2 separate regions of the Mus musculus genome follow, and region 1 is linked to region 2. Evidence: chromatin loops called from intact Hi-C (ENCODE). Cell type or tissue: heart. All regions are shown on one strand. Each heading gives the region's core, and the rest is flanking DNA. Links, peaks and the distances in the headings are about the cores only.

The links. A loop is a pair of places that touch in the nucleus more often than their neighbours do. Peaks named below come from ENCODE experiments on the same cell type or tissue, not always from the same donor. Only the 100,000 strongest peaks of a DNase experiment are listed, where the experiment ranks them.
Region 1: it touches region 2 in a loop (2.5-fold over the local background); 9 of 42 quality-filtered maps call a loop at or near these places.

What each region holds. Positions count from the first base shown.
Region 1 is chr6:49,926,628-49,935,733 of GRCm38, forward strand. No RefSeq gene overlaps it. Among named protein-coding and RNA genes, the nearest start is that of Npy, 110 kb to the left of the region's middle. In heart, for the core only: a CTCF peak has its summit at 3,630; no DNase peak of the experiment used is centred there.
Region 2 is chr6:50,531,470-50,540,575 of GRCm38, forward strand. Gm31279 (a long non-coding RNA gene) reads left to right here. Exons shown (of 4, transcript XR_377652.4): 2 at 1,821-1,997; 3 at 4,304-4,413; 4 at 5,466-6,546. It overlaps Gm26289 (a small nucleolar RNA gene), which reads right to left and starts at 8,565; the gene lies at 8,435-8,565. In heart, for the core only: a CTCF peak has its summit at 5,326 (motif pointing left); a DNase peak (open chromatin) is centred at 5,182.

The sequences.
Region 1 (9,106 bases), core at 588-8,587, 600 kb before region 2:
TTCTATGAGCCTATGGGGCCATTTCATTAAATCAATCGAATCAATTCAAATCAAACCAATGAATTCCATTTTACCAAATCCAATGGAATTTCTTACTAGCCACTTAACTCATCATATGAATATTATTTAGCAATAGATTCCCATGTCCTAGAAGAAACACTCTGTTAAGTTTGTTGATTCTGCCTCCAGGATACCACTCTGGGTGTCTCTTCCTCAACCACTCCATGACCTTGTTTGCAGGTGTCTTCTGGCTCTTCCCTCTTTAACATGGGCATGTACAAATTTGATCCTCAGATATCTTCTCTTGCCATTTTATCTCCTCCACAGTGCAGTCTTGTCCTCAGGCTTTCAATACCACATACACATCACCGTGCCAGCCCAGCTCCAGGCTTGTAGCCAACAGTCATTAAGACATCTCTTTTGGATATATAGCAGCTATTGTAAATTTAACTCATTCCAAAACAACAATCTTGTGGGTTGTTTATCATCACCATCATCATCATCATCAATTTGTGCCATCGTCATTTATTGAAAACTCAAGGCTTCTTGTTACTCAAACTCCATCTTAGAACCAAATAGGACTCTTTTGTGTCACAAAGGTAGTAAAAGAGGAGACCAATAGGTCTCCTTGGCAGAAAAGAGTCTATATTTGGAATCTGAAAATGGCAATACTATATAAAAAAAAAAAAGACATCTCTTCAGGAAACAGTGCTGAAACCACCAGGCACCCGGGGTTAGATAAGTCCAGACTGACAGCTGAAGGTGTCACAGTTTACAATCCTCTCACTGTCAGGGAGGACTGAAAACTGCTGGGAGACAATGCAGGAGAAAGTCTAAATGGCCTGGGTACAGCATGGCGTTTCTTTGAGAAGCTGAACTTCACTGAAAAGTGCTGCTTCAGAAGTGGCTGTGTCAGAACAAGGAGAAAACAGGTGTCAGGCTGGGAGAGGCAATTCCTCAAAAGAGCACATCTGACAAAGCTGTGCTCTTTATTCCAAAGCTGAAGATGGTCTAGAACCACTCCAAAGGCCATACTGGGGAGGCCAAAGCAGGAGGGGGGTGAGTTTGGAGCTAATTAGGTTACACAGTGACTCTTGACTCCAAGAGCAACAAGCAGAAGAGCTAATTAAAGCTGTTTTCCCCAATATTCAAATAACACCTAAAATTCAACAATAGGGAAAATTTTAAACCAATTTAAAAACCGTAATAGCACCTGAACAGACACTTCAGCAAAGGTGCGCAGCCAGCCAGTGAGCAAATGAAGCAAATGTAACCTAATGCGAGAGGAGAAAATTGCAAATTAAAAGAATGAGATGCAACTATGCAAAATATCCAAATCCAAAACACAGTCAACTGCAAATGAAGACACAGCCACTTGGAAAGACGGATTGGCTGTTTGTTAGAAAATTAAACACCATCCCTTGGAGGCAATCCAGCTGACCTTCAGTAGATGCATAGAGAAATAAACTGTGATACGTTCAGCCAGTGGATAGGACTTAGCATATAAAGGAATGACCTCATACTTTGGGAAAAGAAACAGAGAAAGCTCAAATGCATCTTTTTAAGAGAGGGAAGGCAACCTGAGAAAAATATTAGTGGCTTGATACCAGCCAGCCAACAGTCTGGAAAGGAGTACACGATGACTCAGCAAAAAGATCCATGCATGTCAAGGATTGTGGGATATAAAAGTTACTGAGGCAGAGTGGAGAATTTTTAGAGCAACGAACCTATTTTGTATGATATTACAAAGGTAAATGGTGACTAAATGTCATACACCCATGGACTCCACAGGACCAACCCAATGTGGACCGTAGACTTTGGACAAAAATGATGGGTCAGGAAAGGTTCACTGATTATGACAAATAAGTTCCCTGGGTGTGGATGCTGGTGGTAGGAGAGACTGTGTGTGAGGACAGGGGGCTCATGGGAGCCATGTACCTTCTCATAAAATTTTCTGTAAACCTAAATATAATCCATAATAAAATTTATTAATTAAAGAATACTTAAAATTTAAAGTGCATTAAAATTTTATTAGACTTCTTCCTCCTCTTCCTCCTCCTCTTCCTCCTCTTCCCCCTCTTCCTCCTCTTCCTCCTTCTCTTCTTCTTCCTCCTCCTCTCCCTCCCCCCCCCAAACTCAGAAACTCCATTCTAATGAGTGAAACATAGTGAAGAACCATGTCCTGTGGTTTCTGAAAATCAGAGGAGAATGGTTCCTGAGAGAAGTCAGTTGTCATGTCCTGGGGACACCCTAACAGCCACAGACAAAAACTGTCAAGCTGTCAGATAAATCTGTCTCCTGTGGATGCTTTCACAGAAGCCACAAAGCCAGGCAGCTTCTGAGTCCTAGGTCACAGAAATGCTGAGAGAATAAATGTTAATTACAACCATTTGAGCTATTGAATTTGGGGTGATTTGTATAGAATAGTACATAATGGACACAGCCTTCACTAACTGACCGTTGTCCTCTACTGTGTTTTCTAGAACAGCAGGAGGCTGAGTGTACAATTGGGTTTATATGTAAATTGGGTTTTCAATATCAGAGGATGGCTTTCTTAAATATGACAAGAATTAAAATGTGAAACTAGAAGCAATAAAAATCACAAGCTGGCTTGAACAGTGCTATGTATAGCCTATAAGTGGTGTGTATACCAATAGGTCCAGTCAGAAAGTGAGCTCTAGAATGTGGTTCTCCATACGCTTCGGCCACAGCGCCCTCCTGTACCCCAAATAAGCACTACATCCACCTCTTCCTCATGCTGAGTGACAGGACATCCGCCATAGTCCAAGGCTTTACATCGGCACACGTCCAAATAAAATGAAATAGAATAAAGTATAGTTTCTGGAGGCTTGCCTGGAGGAGTGAAAATTTTCCCCTAATGTGTGTCATTGGCCAGAATAAGGTCGCATGGCTTTTCCTAAGCCACTAGGAGGAGATGGGGGTTAGCTGCAGGTCATCCAGCCCCCACCCCCCCACCCCACCCCTACCCCACCCCCACCCCCCCACCCCACCCCCACCCCCACCCCCCACCCCCACCCCCGGCTGCTAAGATTTGGTATCTGTCAACTTTCCTACTGGCCTCTGCATTGGGAGGAAAAGAGATGGAAGAGCCAGGGAGGAGAAAGAGGGGACCTAGCATGGGCAGATTTTGTGATGTGCATCTTAATTTCTGGTTCCTGAAAGGCTGGGGAGACAGCCAGGTAGTGAACGCAAACAAAATCTCCGCAATACATTTCACATGTCTGCAGGCTTGACTTCCTAACTGAGATGTCCCTCACGTACGGTGGGTCATTTGAATTTGTGCAGGGGTTTCTTTTTGCTGGAGAATTTAGAATGTAATAAATACTTCGGTTTATTAAAGGACTTTAAAACCTTAATAAAGCACTGGGCTTATTTATGGAGGAGGAGGAGGAAGAGGAGAAAGGGCTATGAAGAGTCTCTCTATAGCACAGGTTAAAATATGCATCCTTTCTGAGCCGGGAGACTTCACAGAGGGCTGCTCTTTGTGCTATTGGGTGGCCTTTAATATCTTTGAAATATGGCATAATTAGGAGCCTGAACTCTGTTCTAATGTCTACAGCAACACTTTGTCAAACTAGGTTCAGGATCATATACAAACTCTGACACTAGAGGGAGTGCATAATGTATGACAGAGCGGAGAGCACACACCCAATAAATTCACAGGAAACTGCAGAGAAGCTAGCCACAACTTTCCTTATGCTCTGCCCTCCGGCCCCCACCTTTGTCATCCAAAAAAAAAAAAAAAATCATCGAAGGTTTCTCTCCCCTTTGAGCTTTGGTTGTGGTTGCTGGGGTGTTTAAAGAACTCCAAAAAGTGTGCTCCATTTTTAGAGTCTCTCTAAGGTTCTCTTCTCATGTATTTTTAAAATATATATTGTTTTCTATTTCCCACATACTTGGCGGCAAAATTAAAATTACTCTTTCTTGCTTCCCTCTGTTTCTGACTTGGTTGAGGTGCTAAGCGTATAGTAATATGACTTAAACATGAGAGGACCCGAGGTTTGCTCCACTTGGAAGATGTAGTCTAGTCTATTGAGCACTGCATTCACCCTTGCCCCTCATTCCCTCTCAAAAGATGCTGCTGGCTGCTTAACAGCCAACGCCAAGCAATTAGCAAGTCATATCTAAGGCATGTTTACTTCCTAATGTCAAAAGTTTCCCATGCTCTAACAAACGGAATGCTTACATCTGTAAATATGTAAATGCCTGTGAATATGATGGAGCTGTGATCATCAAAGGGGCTACACACCAGTGAGCGATTGTGGCATTCTGAGACCCATGACAAATGTAATAGCCACAATGCTTCTCTGTAACCGTTTTTGTGTGTGCATTCTGCATCCCACAGTTATCTGAAATCCATCCTGTACTGCATACATCTCTGAGTTACCCGTAAATTGTCTCCTTAATGGAAATTAAAATTAGAAAAATTAAAACGCAGTCTCATTATGAAAGAGTCCTGGGCTTTATCCAAGAGAGTGAAATGACCCATACAAGTGACATATCCCAAACCACATTCCTCATTTCTGAACGACTCATGCCTCGTTCCAGACACCGGGGTATTTGTACAGACGTACATGACAGAGAGATTTCCAGTTAAGGCATTGTAGTTCCTCCCAATGTTCTGGAAAGTTAAACTTGTTTTCAGACAGTGGCATGTCTACCTAATTTTTGGCATAATGATTGTTTTGTTAAAATAAAATGAACAGCAATGAAGCACTCCGTGAGAAATCCTAGGCTGATGCTATGGTATCCCTCTAAGGGCTCACTCTGTTCACTTGACATAACAGTTTCTATTCAGGGAGCAAAGGGGACAGACAGGGTGTGCAGGCCGTGGCTCCTCAGTTTGAGGTCTGCATGGAAAGCTTTTGCATGTTTTCCTGAACCACCTTAGGACTCTCCAAAGTGACGTTCCTCTGCTTCTTTTTTATTATTCAGTGTAGTTTGAGTGCATTGAAAAGCCCCAAAGCATCATCGGATTCAACCATTCACTGTCTCCTTTTTTTACCCTGTACCCTTCTACACCCACCACCCGCCCTTTTCTTTCCCTTTGCCTCGTTTGATCTACAAATTGCATTTATTATTTTCCCATTGTGTATCACTTAAACAACCACCCACCTCCTAAAGCATCCTGCTGAAGTGTTTTCATCTGTGAGCACTGGTCATATATCTTGACTTGAGGTTAGATTAGACTATTTATTTATTTATTTATTTATTTAATGTATATGAGTACACTGTAGCTGTCTTCAGACACACCAGAAGAGGGCATTGGATCCCATTATAGAAGGTTGTGAGCCACCATGTAGGTGCTGGGAATTGAACACGGAGCCTCTGGAAGAGCAGTCAGTGCTCTTAACCGCTGAGCCATCTCTCCAGCCCCTAAAGTAATCTTTTATTTCACTAAAAATGGATGAAACCCAGTGTGGCAGTTTATGCCTGTGCTCCCAGCACTTCGGAAACAGGGGGATCTCAAATTCCAGTTAGCCTGGATTACAGAGTGAGACTCCATCTCAAACAAAACAAAGCAAACTAAATCAATGCTAGGTGAGAACTGACCCTCCAAAGTTGTCCTCTGCCCTAGCTTCCATGGCACCAGAAGCTGCCATGCAGGTTTCCAAAGGAAGGAATCAACCAGCCTTTGTACCCAGCCATGGTAACGATGAACCACAACAGTGACCAGCACGGCAAGCTAACCTGAGAGTGCAGTAGTGGCACGCATACCTTGGAGATAACCAACAGCTCTCTAATTGGACTTCCTCTTAAGAAGAAGAAAAACCATGCTTGGAACTGGGAGCCTAGCCAACTGTCCAGGGCTGGAGGAGTCATGGATCTCGGAGGAAAGCCCACAACCACCACTTTACTAAACCCGTATGATTCTTACTACATTCTAAATATTTATTCTTATACGGCAGATAAGTGTAGTGTTCACCTCTCACCAAGGAAACTACTCTTTGCAACAAACAGAGATCACTAGAGAAAACTACAGCCAATCTGAATGCAGACTTGTGGAACTCAGCCAGTCCCATGGATACATCTACCAAACAACTCTGGCACCTAAGGGTCAGGGATATTTCAGAAGAGGGGGTGGGAAGAGTGTAAAAAACCAAAGGATCAGGGAGTTGGCTGTGATAGTGAGTCTTTTAGAAATGTCGGAAGCTGCACACATAGTCTCACCAACATGGCCTTCTAAACATGAGTTGAACAAAGATGACACTAACAGACATGCTAAGGTGGATGTGAGTCTGGTGTGAAGACTCCATGAGGCCTTCTTCCTACACTAAGAACTACAGGCAACTACTAGAGGCTGAGACTGGGAGGAAGAGTCTCCTCCAGAGAACACACTGATTGGTTATCCCATGCCAAATGGTCAGCCCCGAAAACATACATGCACATGAGGCTATGCAGACTAAGCAGATGTGTTTAGGAATATGTATGTATACACACACACACACACACACACACACACACACATATATATATATATATATATATATATATATATGGATGTGACAACAACTAATGAAAAAGAGGATATGAGTTTGAAGGAGAGAAAGGAGGGGTATATGGAAAAACTTGGAGGGAGAAAAAAGAAGGGAGAAACGATGTGATTATATTAAAAATATCAATAAAAAAGCAATAATTTTTAAAAAATTAAATACAACTTATTTATATAAGATATTTTTAAAAACTAGTTTTCTTTAAGAAAAGATAAAAAGAAACTGTCATTTACCCCCCACATGCATGCTAGCCAAATCATCCACAGAAACATAAATCAACCAATCAATCAATCAATCAATCAATATTTTTAAAAATTTAGTTAAAATAAAGCAAAAATACAAGAAAATTGTTTTTCATTTAATAAATTTTCACTTAGGAGGAGTGTTACCAGGTTTGAATCCAAGATGGCGAGGAAAGAGACCATGCGGATAAAAGCACAATTTTAACTGACAGATAATTACTATAAAATATTATGAGGCACAGGGTAATGTTTTGACACATTGTACATTCTATTATCATCAAATCATCAGTCTTAGATTATCCTTTATTCCACTTGTCATTATTATTATTATTATTATTATTATTATTATTATTAGCTTACCCATCATCCCATCCGTCATTACTTTTATTATTATCATCACTATTGTTGTTATTATTATTATTATCATCATCTTACCCAGCATTCCATCTGTTATTCCTTTATGATGAACTATTTGGAACCCTTTCTGCTCCCTCTGGGTACTGGAGCCCTGCTATCCTGGGAACTGTAATGGCTCTTCTGTCATAGCTCACTTGAGCACACGCCTTCCTCTAGCTGTGGCTGTGTCTGTCCTAACCAGCTTCCCTTTTCTCCAGAGTCACTGGTAAGCGCCATGCTACTCTCTGCTTTGTCTTGGTGTGTCTTTCCCACTGACTGTCAGGATCCAGAGCCCGCCACACTGCTGTCTTCTGGAGCTGCTTCTTCCCTGTGCTGCCTGTTTCCTTTGCAAGGTTGTTTGGTTGTTTGACACAATTCCAATTCCATATGGATCTCTCTCTGTCTCTCTCTGTCTCTGTCTCTGTCTCTCCCCCTCTCTTACACACACATACACACACACACACACACACACACAGACACACACACACACACACACTAACACACTTTGTCATCAGAGATTTTTTTAAGAAAATATTTTATTCTCATTTTTACTTTTTACAAACATTTTCCTGCAACTTTGATGTGTTCTATTCCTAATCGTCCTTTATACTAAACAATAAATTTATTTATATAGCACTATTTTAGAGTTTTACCTGTGTAAGTTTTACAGGTACAAATTCTTACTGTTTAATACTATGGTTTCATATACCTACATGCAGAACTCAAGACAATATTAAAGCTCCCAAGAAAATTTTGTGTCTAAGTATAAGCTGGTTCACATTAATTTAACCACAGAAATCTAGTTGAGAGAGGGGGAGAGGGAGGGGGAGAGAGAGAGGGAAGAGAGGGAGAGGGAGGAGAGGGAGGAGAGGGAGGAGAGGGAGAGGGAGGAGAGGGAGAAGAGGGAGAGGGAGAGGGAGGAGGGAGAGAGAGAGTAAAATATCCAAATATCCAACCTAGCTTGATCTTTTATACCCAGATCTCAGGTTATATTTAAAAAAACTATGCACACTAAGAAATAGATACCAATAAACTAGTAAACATTCCATGTTAAATTCACTTGTAGGAAATGACTGTTGGAGATATTAAGGAAACAATGTTGTTTTCTAATCAAATCTACCCTGTAAATAACCTGTTTCTTACCTAGGCATGTGAGTAACCTGTGCCTTACATATGTATGTAAGTAAACTTGTGCCTTACCTAGGTGTGTAAATAACATTGTATAGGTCTATAAAAATGTGTAAATAAACTTGTACCTTACCTAGGTGTGAAAATGACTCAGTGCCTTGCCTAAGTGTGTAAATAAGTGTGTGCCTTACCTGGGTGTGTAAAGAGGAAGACTGAAGGAAGCACAACGTGTGGTTTTGTTCATGGAGTTCTCATCAGCTGTGGCGAAGGAATGCTTTTATTGACAAAGAAGAATGCTCACAACACGCCAGAGTGCAAAAACAAGTTACAAAGCACAGTCCGTACTTCTTCGAGGAAATGATGTATACAGAGATAGATGGCGGAAGGATGAAGATGCTTATCAATTTATTTCTGTTAGAGAAAACTATTTTAAGTTTTTTTCAATAAGGGATTCTAAAAACCAGTATTTTTCAGGAAATTGTCATACCAGCCATTTTTGCCTTTTCTTTAGGCTGACATCCAAACAAAACAAAACAAAACAATCAAATAAAACAAAAATTGCTGCTTCACTTTTCTGCTTTCCCTACCCTGAGTCTCTATACTCTTATAAAGAAGCGAGGATAGTTGTTTCGCATACAGCATGTGGGTATTAGTTGTTCAAACTTTTATTAAAGTTTTCATATGGCTAAAATACTATTCGATAGTATTATATCCCTTTAAATAAAATTTTGACCAGTCAGTGCTTCTCAACCTGGCAGCCTGTAGAAGCCCCCAAGGACTGGAGATCCAGTTGTGATCCCACCCTACAAAAATGGGCTTGTTGTT
Region 2 (9,106 bases), core at 543-8,542:
ATAACTGGCTTTCCAAAGAAACCATAATTATCCACATCTGTTCTACCTCCTTAATGCCTCACAGTGCCGATGACATTCCAATATGAACTCCATCTGGTGTTTTAATCACATCATTCATCCTTCAACTCAGATTCATTCATGGGAAGGTAACAGTGACTGGTAAGACTACCAAAAGGTCAAGGTCAAGTATACATACCATTAGAATCCAAGACTAAGAGGTAAAAAAAAAATAAGAAGAAAGATATTTGAAGAAATAATGGGTGAAACAATTGCAGATTTAAAAAAACAAAACAAAACAAAAACACAAAAAGAACCCTGTAAGTATATATTAGGAGACTCAGCTATTCCCAAGCTGAGAATTATTATTATTTTATAATAAAATAAAATTAAAGTTCCTAGGCACTTTATCACTTAATATATGAAACAAACAAACAAACAGAAATCTTGAGGGCAGCTAGTAAAAAAATTAATACATTCTATACAGAGCCGCCATCCTGGCTTTCTCTCCAAAAACCACAGAGTCGAAAGGCGTCGGAACAACAGCATACTCTCAAGAATGAAGGTGAATCAAGTCTCTCAAGGAGGAAAGTTCAGGAATTTGCCTACAGCAGTTCCGGTCTGCCTGGTCTGATAGCTGCCAAGCTTTACAAGGGAACTAACCCCAGGGGAGAGCTGTTCTCAGACTGTGAAGAAAGGCACTGGAAACGCTAACTGCCTGTTGACATCAATGGTGTAGCTGCAGAAAGGAACCTTTTCTGTGTAAGTTGCTACTATGTAACTGTTGAGAGCAACCTGCATGTGTAACAGAATGCCGGGTATGGGAGTTGCAGAAGGTAATAGGGTATGTGCGCTTGCAAGGACATTTTGCATGGACTGCTACAGAGTTAACGCTAAGCTACAGAAGTTTGTATTTATGGGGATGGAATAGAGGGTTTGCGGAAGGGAAAATGAGAAGAGGATAACATTTGAAATGTAAAATAACATAACCAATGAAAAAAGACAACAAGAGACAGAAACACTGTTGTCATATCTTTGAGTCAAGCCTGGGCAAACATACAAAAACATCAAGAAAGAACATAAAAACAAACAAACAAACAAACAAACAAACAAACAAACATCAAGAAGCCAGGCATGGCTGTGCACTGTCTCCTATCAACACTCCATAGGCAGAAGCTGAGGGAAGTGGTCTACACAGTGAGTTCTAAGCCAGCCCATGTCACAACATGATTATTTTCAGGCTAGAGAGTTGCCTAAAGAGTTAAGAGCACAGACTGCTCTTTCAGAGCACCCATGCCAGGTGGCTTAAAACCACCTGCATGTAACTACAGATCCCATGATATCCCAAGGAATGCAATACCTTGTCCTGTCTCAATTTCATTTCTTTTTTTGGTACCAAATTATAAGAAAAGAAGGGCATTGTATTTAATCTCTGCCTAACCCACCGAAAGAAGTGCTCATGGTACTGTTTGAGAAGGGGGAACAGGAAGACATAGTCAGCATGAACACTTAGTGGTTGCACCAGCACTGTTGTGTGAAATTTCTCCTCTTCCTCCTCTGGAACTCGGAGAAGATCCCGTGTTGGAATCCATACTTCCAGGAAGTCAATGTTTGACATCCACCAAATTGAGCTCTTTCAGTCTATAGCTCCTAGGCTGAACCTTCTGGCCACTCAGCCCATCCACTCCGTCCCACACAGCCTGGAAGGTATCAACATGGTAGCTGTCCATCAAGGGGCCAATATAGAGGTTTGGGTAGGGCCAAGTCGCTACCATGTGCTTCACAATTTTCCTGCGTCTCTTAATGAAGGCCTCCTTGAACAGGGCTGAAGAACACTTTGGGCGGGTGCTCCAGAGCAGAGACGGCGGAGTCTTCATTACTCGCCAGTCCCTGGATGCCAGCTGTTGGAGCGTGAGAAGAGGCCGGGTGCTCATCCTTCCGGAGTCTGGTAGAACGGTCCAGACACAGACACAAGGTGACAAGTCTTCAATTCCAGCAGGGTGAGGCGACTCCAAGATTCCCCGAAGTTTTTTTTTTTTCCATTTTTTATTAGGTATTTAGCTCATTTACATTTCCAATGCTATACCAAAAGTCCCCCATACCCACCCACCCCCACTCCCCTGCCTACCCACTCCCCCTTTTTGGCCCTGGCGTTCCCCTGTACTGGGGCATATAAAGTTTGCAAGTCCAATGGGCCTCTCTTTCCAGTGATGGCCGACTAGGCCATCTTTTGATACATATGCAGCTAGAGTCAAGAGCTCCGGGGTACTGGTTAGTTCATAATGTTGTTCCACCTATAGGGTTGCAGATCCCTTTAGCTCCTTGGGTACTTTCTCTAGCTCCTTCATTGGGAGCCCTGTGATCCATCCATTAGCTGACTGTGAGCATCCACTTCTGTGTTTGCTAGGCCCCGGCATAGTCTCACAAGAGACAGCTACATCTGGGTCCTTTTGATAAAATCTTGCTAGTGTATGCAATGGTGTCAGCGTTTGGATGCTGATTATGGGGTGGATCCCTGGATATGGCAGTCTCTACATGGTCCATCCTTTCATCTCAGCTCCAAACTTTGTCTCTGTAACTCCTTCCAAGGGTGTTTTGTTCCCACTTCTAAGGAGGGGCATAGTGTCCACACTTCAGTCTTCATTTTTCTTGAGTTTCATGTGTTTAGCAAATTGTATCTTATATCTTCGGTATCCTAGGTTTTGGGCTAATATCCACTTATCAGTGAGTACATATTGTGAGAGTTCCTTTGTGTATGTGTTACCTCATTCAGGATGATGCCCTCCAGGTCCATCCATTTGGCTAGGAATTTCATAAATTCATTCTTTTTAATAGCTGAGTAGTACTCCATTGTGTAGATGTACCACATTTTCTGTATCCATTCCTCTGTTGAGGGGCATCTGGGTTCTTTCCAGCTTCTGGCTATTATAAATAAGGCTGCTATGAACATAGTGGAGCATGTGTCCTTCTTACCAGTTGGGGCATCTTCTGGATATATGCCCAGGAGAGGTATTGCTGGATCCTCCGGTAGTACTATGTCCAATTTTCTGAGGAACCGCCAGACTGATTTCCAGAGTGGTTGTACAAGCTTGCAATCCCACCAACAATGGATGAGTGTTCCTCTTTCTCCACATCCTCTCCAGCATCTGGGTTCAATTCCCTCCCCTCATATGGTAGCTTATAATTGTCTGTAACTCCAGTACCAGGAGATCTGATGCCCTCTTCTGGACTCTCAAGCACCAGGTATGGATGTAGTACACAGACAGACAGACATACAGGCAAAGCACTCATGGACATAAAAGAAATACAATAAAATAAAGGAATTTAAAGAGCACACTTATAAGCAGACTTTAGAACAATGGCTGTTAGCAGGGAGAACCACTACCACAAAATGACCAGGGGATAGTTCTCCAAGACAACAGAACAACCATAACTGTGAATGTACCAAGTGCCTGAAACAAAGCCAGGCCGGACTGCAACGAGAGACACATTTAAATGAAAACTGACTTCAGTACTTCTCTCAGGAACTGTTAGCATCAACAGTCAGATTGGGCAAAAAAACAAGAACAAACAAACAAAAAACCCAGACCAAAAACCCCCCAGAAGACCTCTATAATACTAACCCATGGTATCTAGCCACCATTTGTAGAAGTCTCTACTGAGTCCAAGCAGACTACACAGTCTTGGAATGTATGACGGCAATTGAGCACCAAGTGGAAGTCAGAAAATAACCTACTATTTTTGTGTAAAAGAATCGACATCTGCCAGATCCTGACCAATACAGATGCAGATGCTCACAGCCAATGATCAGACAGAGCATGGGGGCCCCAATGGAGGAGTTAGGAGGAGGACTGAGGAGCTGAAGGGGTTTGCAATCCCAAGGAGGAACAACAATATCAACCAACCAGAACCCCCCACTCCCCAAGAGCTCCCAGAGACTAAACCGTCAACCAAAGAGGCCATGTTAGTGAACCTGCTGTCTTGATTCCTTCTCCTGTGTCAGAGAGTCATAGCACAGGTCACCATACACTCTGCTTCACTGACCAGAGCCATCCTGGATTAAACTGTTTTCCCACTGTAATTATTAACAGCACCCTAGTTTGGGTGATATATGAAATACTCTGTCTGGCAGCAGAACCCATGTGATAGTTTGTTGAGAAGTTTTCAGACAGTGACAGGCAGCCAGGCTCAATCCATATTTGAGTGCCCACCGCAGACCAAACAACTTTCCTATGCAGAGGGCAGGGCGGGGAAGAGTCAGCCACTGGGAAATGGCTCAGCGTGACTGCATGGCTTCTGACACCAGGGCTCTCAGAGGGGACCCGCTCTCACGTGACCAAGTAGTGACTTCACTTTCTGTGTAACATGGGCTGCACGAGGACGGAGGTTCGCTAACATGGCCGAGATCTCATACTGGTAAGCGGTGCCATTGGGACTGGAAACCAAGAAGTCAGTCCTGAGCCTTCGAGGCTTCAGTGGCAGTGTGCTGCTAAAGGCGGGGTGGGGGAGGGGGGATAGGGAAGGGGGAGGGGAGCCTGCAGTGTTACACATCCACTTACCACACTATACCCACAATGCCCACCTCCCCTTCTAATAAATGTACACTCAAGCATCAGTGCACCCCAGTTGTATCCCAAAAATCTTTGAAGAAAACCAACAGGCCTAGTGCTATCACTCAGTGTGCCTAGCCTGCTGGAGTCCCTGGGTTCTTGGCCAGCATCAAATCAAGTCAGGTGGTTCATGGCCAGAATCCTAAGATTGTGGGGGTGGAGATAAGAGAACCAGACCGTCAAGGTCATCTTCTAACATAGAGAGTTTGAGGCCAGTCTAGAATTCATGACACTCTCTTTAAAAAACAAACCCCATTCCACCCCACCCCCACCCCCAAATCTTAGTGCCCAAATCTGAGAGAAGTGACATGGCGGCTCATAGCAACCACATATTCCCCATGAATCAGAAGTCCTCTCTGTTGGAGAGAAGAAAGCTGGGCACCCATATGTGCAGTAATTATTTCCTGTGACTCACATCTGGAATTGGCCTGAGCATCAAGTTCCTCCCTTGTGCACAGCGGTGAGGAGCTGTGAAGTGCTCCCTGCTGGCCCTATGGGAGGCATTGAGGGTCTGTGCAGACAGTGCTCCCTGCTGGCTCTTTTGGAGGCACTGGGACGCTGTGTAGCTAGTGCTCCCGATAGTCCCTTGTGAGGAAATAGGGAGGAAGGTTTGGAGAGCACAGAAACCCCAGTCCTTGCCAATAAGGAAGGCAGGAAGGCAGCTGGTCCTGCAATCCGTCAGAAACTGATGTTGTACTGCCCCCGTGTGGTGGTTCTATAGCAGTACCACGTTAGTGTAGCTAGTTTGCTGGGGTCCCTGCTTTAACGCATACTAATGAGGGATGGGAGGAGCTTCCACTGGTACACCTACCTAACGTGATGTTGTCTTTCCTTTTCCTCATGCATGCCATACTAAAGGAGCAAAATACCTTCATCCTTTGGCTGCCCTGGGAAACCCCCTGGAAGAAGCTGCATAGACTGCTGAATAGACACACTGCTGTTCCTGGCCCTCCTGACCTTAATGAGAGTTGGCTGGGCTACAAGTCAAGAGTGTGACATCTACAGCCTGAGTGAGATTCAGAAGCACTCGGAGCCTGAGACAACAACTCTGTCTGTCCATTCAGTGCCTGCTTCCTACGATAGATCTGAGTTTATTCCAAGGAGAAGCTTGTCACCTGGCACTTTGAGATGGCGACAGATACACCTCCTTTTATTGGAGGGGTTGAGACAGGGTTTCTCTATTGAGCCCTGGTTATCCTAGAACTCACTCTGCAGATCGGGCTGACCCAGACCTCACTGAGATCCCCTCATCGTCCTCCTGATTAAAGGCATGTGCCTCCACCATCCAGCTAGACAGGTGCGTTTCAACCTCGATGGCCTTTGGAAAGAAAGCCTGTGTCCAAAAGTCAAGGCGTTCCGCACCTGTGAACTGGCATTTGAGACTGAAGTACATGTGTAGACATGCACTGCACACATATAAAATTGAGCATACACGTGCATGTACACAAGGACACACATGTATGAGTACACAAGTCACACGTGTGGGCACACCTGCAGGCACACTAAAAATAGTGACACAGAAGTCCACAGTCGACTTCAGCCCCAGGTAGCCCTTTGGGAGGCCTGACCTCCTTTCTGCAGGAGCATCCTGGTGGGTAAGACTGAGAAGACTCAGGTAGGTTGAGAATGCTGAGAACTCCTGGGAGTTCTTCCATGGATGCTGGATGACAGAGCCCAGCAAGCCAAGCTTTGGGGAATCTTATTACTACTGAGTAGATTCCAGCTGATGGGTTGACAATGTGATCGCAGCTTTGTCAGCCCTGTGGGTCACCTGGATGTCCCACGTCCATGCAACATGGGACCAGGCACCTCTCAGAAGCCAAGGCAGACGGCTCTGTACTAGGAAGAAAAGGCCACCTGGATCAGTTCTAAGTGTGACCTCCCTAACTCCTTAAATGATTGCAATGTCTTCTCTATTGGAAATTAAATAACACTGTTGAATGGGGTTGTTCTTATCTTGTTGTTCTGATTTTGTTTTAGATTTTAACATTTTATTGATTTTTTTTTGTGAACTTCACATCATGCATGCCAATCCCACTCATCTCCCCCTTCCCCATACCTGCCCCCCCCCACAACCTTTTCCTGCAACAGAGAGAAAACTTGTGTGGAAGCTATAGTGTTGGCATGCCCACAGCATTCGCTTTTGTCCACACTTCTTTGTTTGAAATGCTCATTGCAACGACTCGTTGGTCTGGCACGAAGCTCCTGCCTTCTGCCTCTCTATCTACACTGGAACCTCACTGGGACGCCTCTCAGATATCCTGCTGTTGCCCTGTGTCATGGAGATCCTGTAGTTTTGGATCTGTAGAACCAGCCCCTTCCTGCACTCCAGCAGATCAATGATGGGGTAGATATTGGGATGGACCAATTGAAAGCCCTGGATCTGGGCCTGAGGGGCATCGGAGATGGTCATCCTGCCTGCTGGGCTCTCATGCCCTTGGGGCTAGCTCACCCTCAACCCCCACAACCAGTGCCAGCTCTAGGTGCCCAGGTGAGGTGCAGGGACTGCTGCCCTGAGTGCTACAGCCAGCTAGGAACATGGCTAGCTCTCCCACGCATAATCCTGAGGGCCAGATTTCTCATCAGCCATAGATGTGGGGGAGGGGAAGAAGGTGTCATTCCTTCTTACTCTCCAGTGCCCAGCAGACAAGGCGCAGGGCCAGCTCACCTGCAACCTTCACATCGGGGACCAGCTCTGCTATGCTGCCCAGGCAAGGTTCAGGGCCTGCTCTCCCAACTGATGCATCGGGTGGAAGGCAGAGCTAACTCTCCCATGCTCACATCCTCAGGGCTGGCTCACCCATACTCCTGTCATCTTGGTCAGTTCCACGTGAGGTGCAGGGCTGTACTACAGCTGGTGAAAGACAGGGTCAGCTCCCCTGCTCTCACGAGTCCAGGGCCAGGTATCCTGACTTCTGCAGGTGGTGAGGGGCAAGGTGGGAAAAAAGTATCTCCCTCTCATCCACACCACGTCAGGGAGACAGGTAGCGGTAGGGCCAGCCCTACCATGTGCTAGCATCCTTAGAGCCTGCTAACCCCCAACTCCTGCACTGTTTGGGCCCCTGAGTACTGTGGCTGGCTCTGGGCGGGGTCTGCTCTCCTGCTCTCAGGCCTCTAGGGCCAGCTCTCCCACAATGCCCAGGTGAAGGGTGAGGCTAGCTCTGCTTAGCCCTCTGACATCAACGTGTCCTTAGTGGCAGCCCAGACCAGGGACATCCACCTGGCCTTTGGTTGTGACAGATCCCTCCTACTGCAGGGCCTCGGACCCAGATGTGACCCCCAGTGTTAGCACAGGACCCCACCATGATCCTAGGTTGCATCACCAGCTACTGGCATCTGGCTGTTCCTTATTACCCTCAAGTTTCCAGCCCTACCTCTCTTTGTTGTGCCCATGTTCTTCTCTCTTTCTCTCCCATTGCTCTACCACTTACTTGCTCCACTTCATGGCACCCAGGGTCTCTGAGTGTCTGGGGTTGTTTCAGGTAATCTCAGGAGTGCTATGTTCTACTCATGCAGTATAGTGCCTGGCAGGGGTCATCTCCAGCGTGGTCTGCCTCCCCCAGGTTTGGGGGTAGGGGGCTACCAGACTCATAATCATCTCAGGCTAGCTCCCTATCAGGCCTCCTGGTGCCAGTCTGGTGGTCATTTCAGGCTCACTCCTTTACTGGCCCATCCAAGTGGCCTCTGTCTTAGGGTCACCCCTGCCTGGGGCCTGTGTTCCTAGGTGGGGTTCTTCTAGTCTTTGGCCTGCTTCCCATCCTGGTCACCCGTCTAGGCCTGCCTGGTGCCAGACTGGTGGTTGTCTCAGGCTTGCTTTTGTTCCAGAGAATGTTAGTCTACTGATCATTCAGATATCCATATGTCAACACACTGAGCATAGACATAGCCTCTCTCCCCTCTGTCACCCATGACACACAGGTGATGTAGCAGCCACACCTACAATGCCTCCAGGGGCAGGGCTTTTTTGTTGTTTTGTTTTTTTGTTGTTTTATGTGTATCTCTGCTTTGGCTGACCTGCAACTATGTAGCCCATGCTGGCCATAAATTTGAGGCAGTCTGGGCTGGAGAGATGGCTTAGTGGCTAAGAGCATCAGTTGTTATTCTAGAGGACCAGGGTTCCATTTCCAGCACCCATATGGCAGCTCAAAACTGTAACTTCAGTTCTAGAGGATCTGACACTCTCATACAGGCAAAACACTAATGTACATGAAACAAAAAATATTTTTTGAAGCAGTCTGCCCCAGCTTCCTGAGAAGCAGCTTGCCTCCCCACTCCCTTCTTTAACACACACACCTTTGTCTCCTCGTCTGTGTCTCTGACTGTCTCAGTGTTTCCTACATCCTTGGTTATCCTACATCACTGACCTTGTGAAGGTGCAGAAGGTGCCTTTGACATCCTAAGCTTTCTGCCTGCACCACTCTCAGCCACACTGGTCTATGTGCTGCTGTCCATCAAATCCCAGCTGCTGTGCACACTGGGTGAGCATTCTGCAAGCTGAG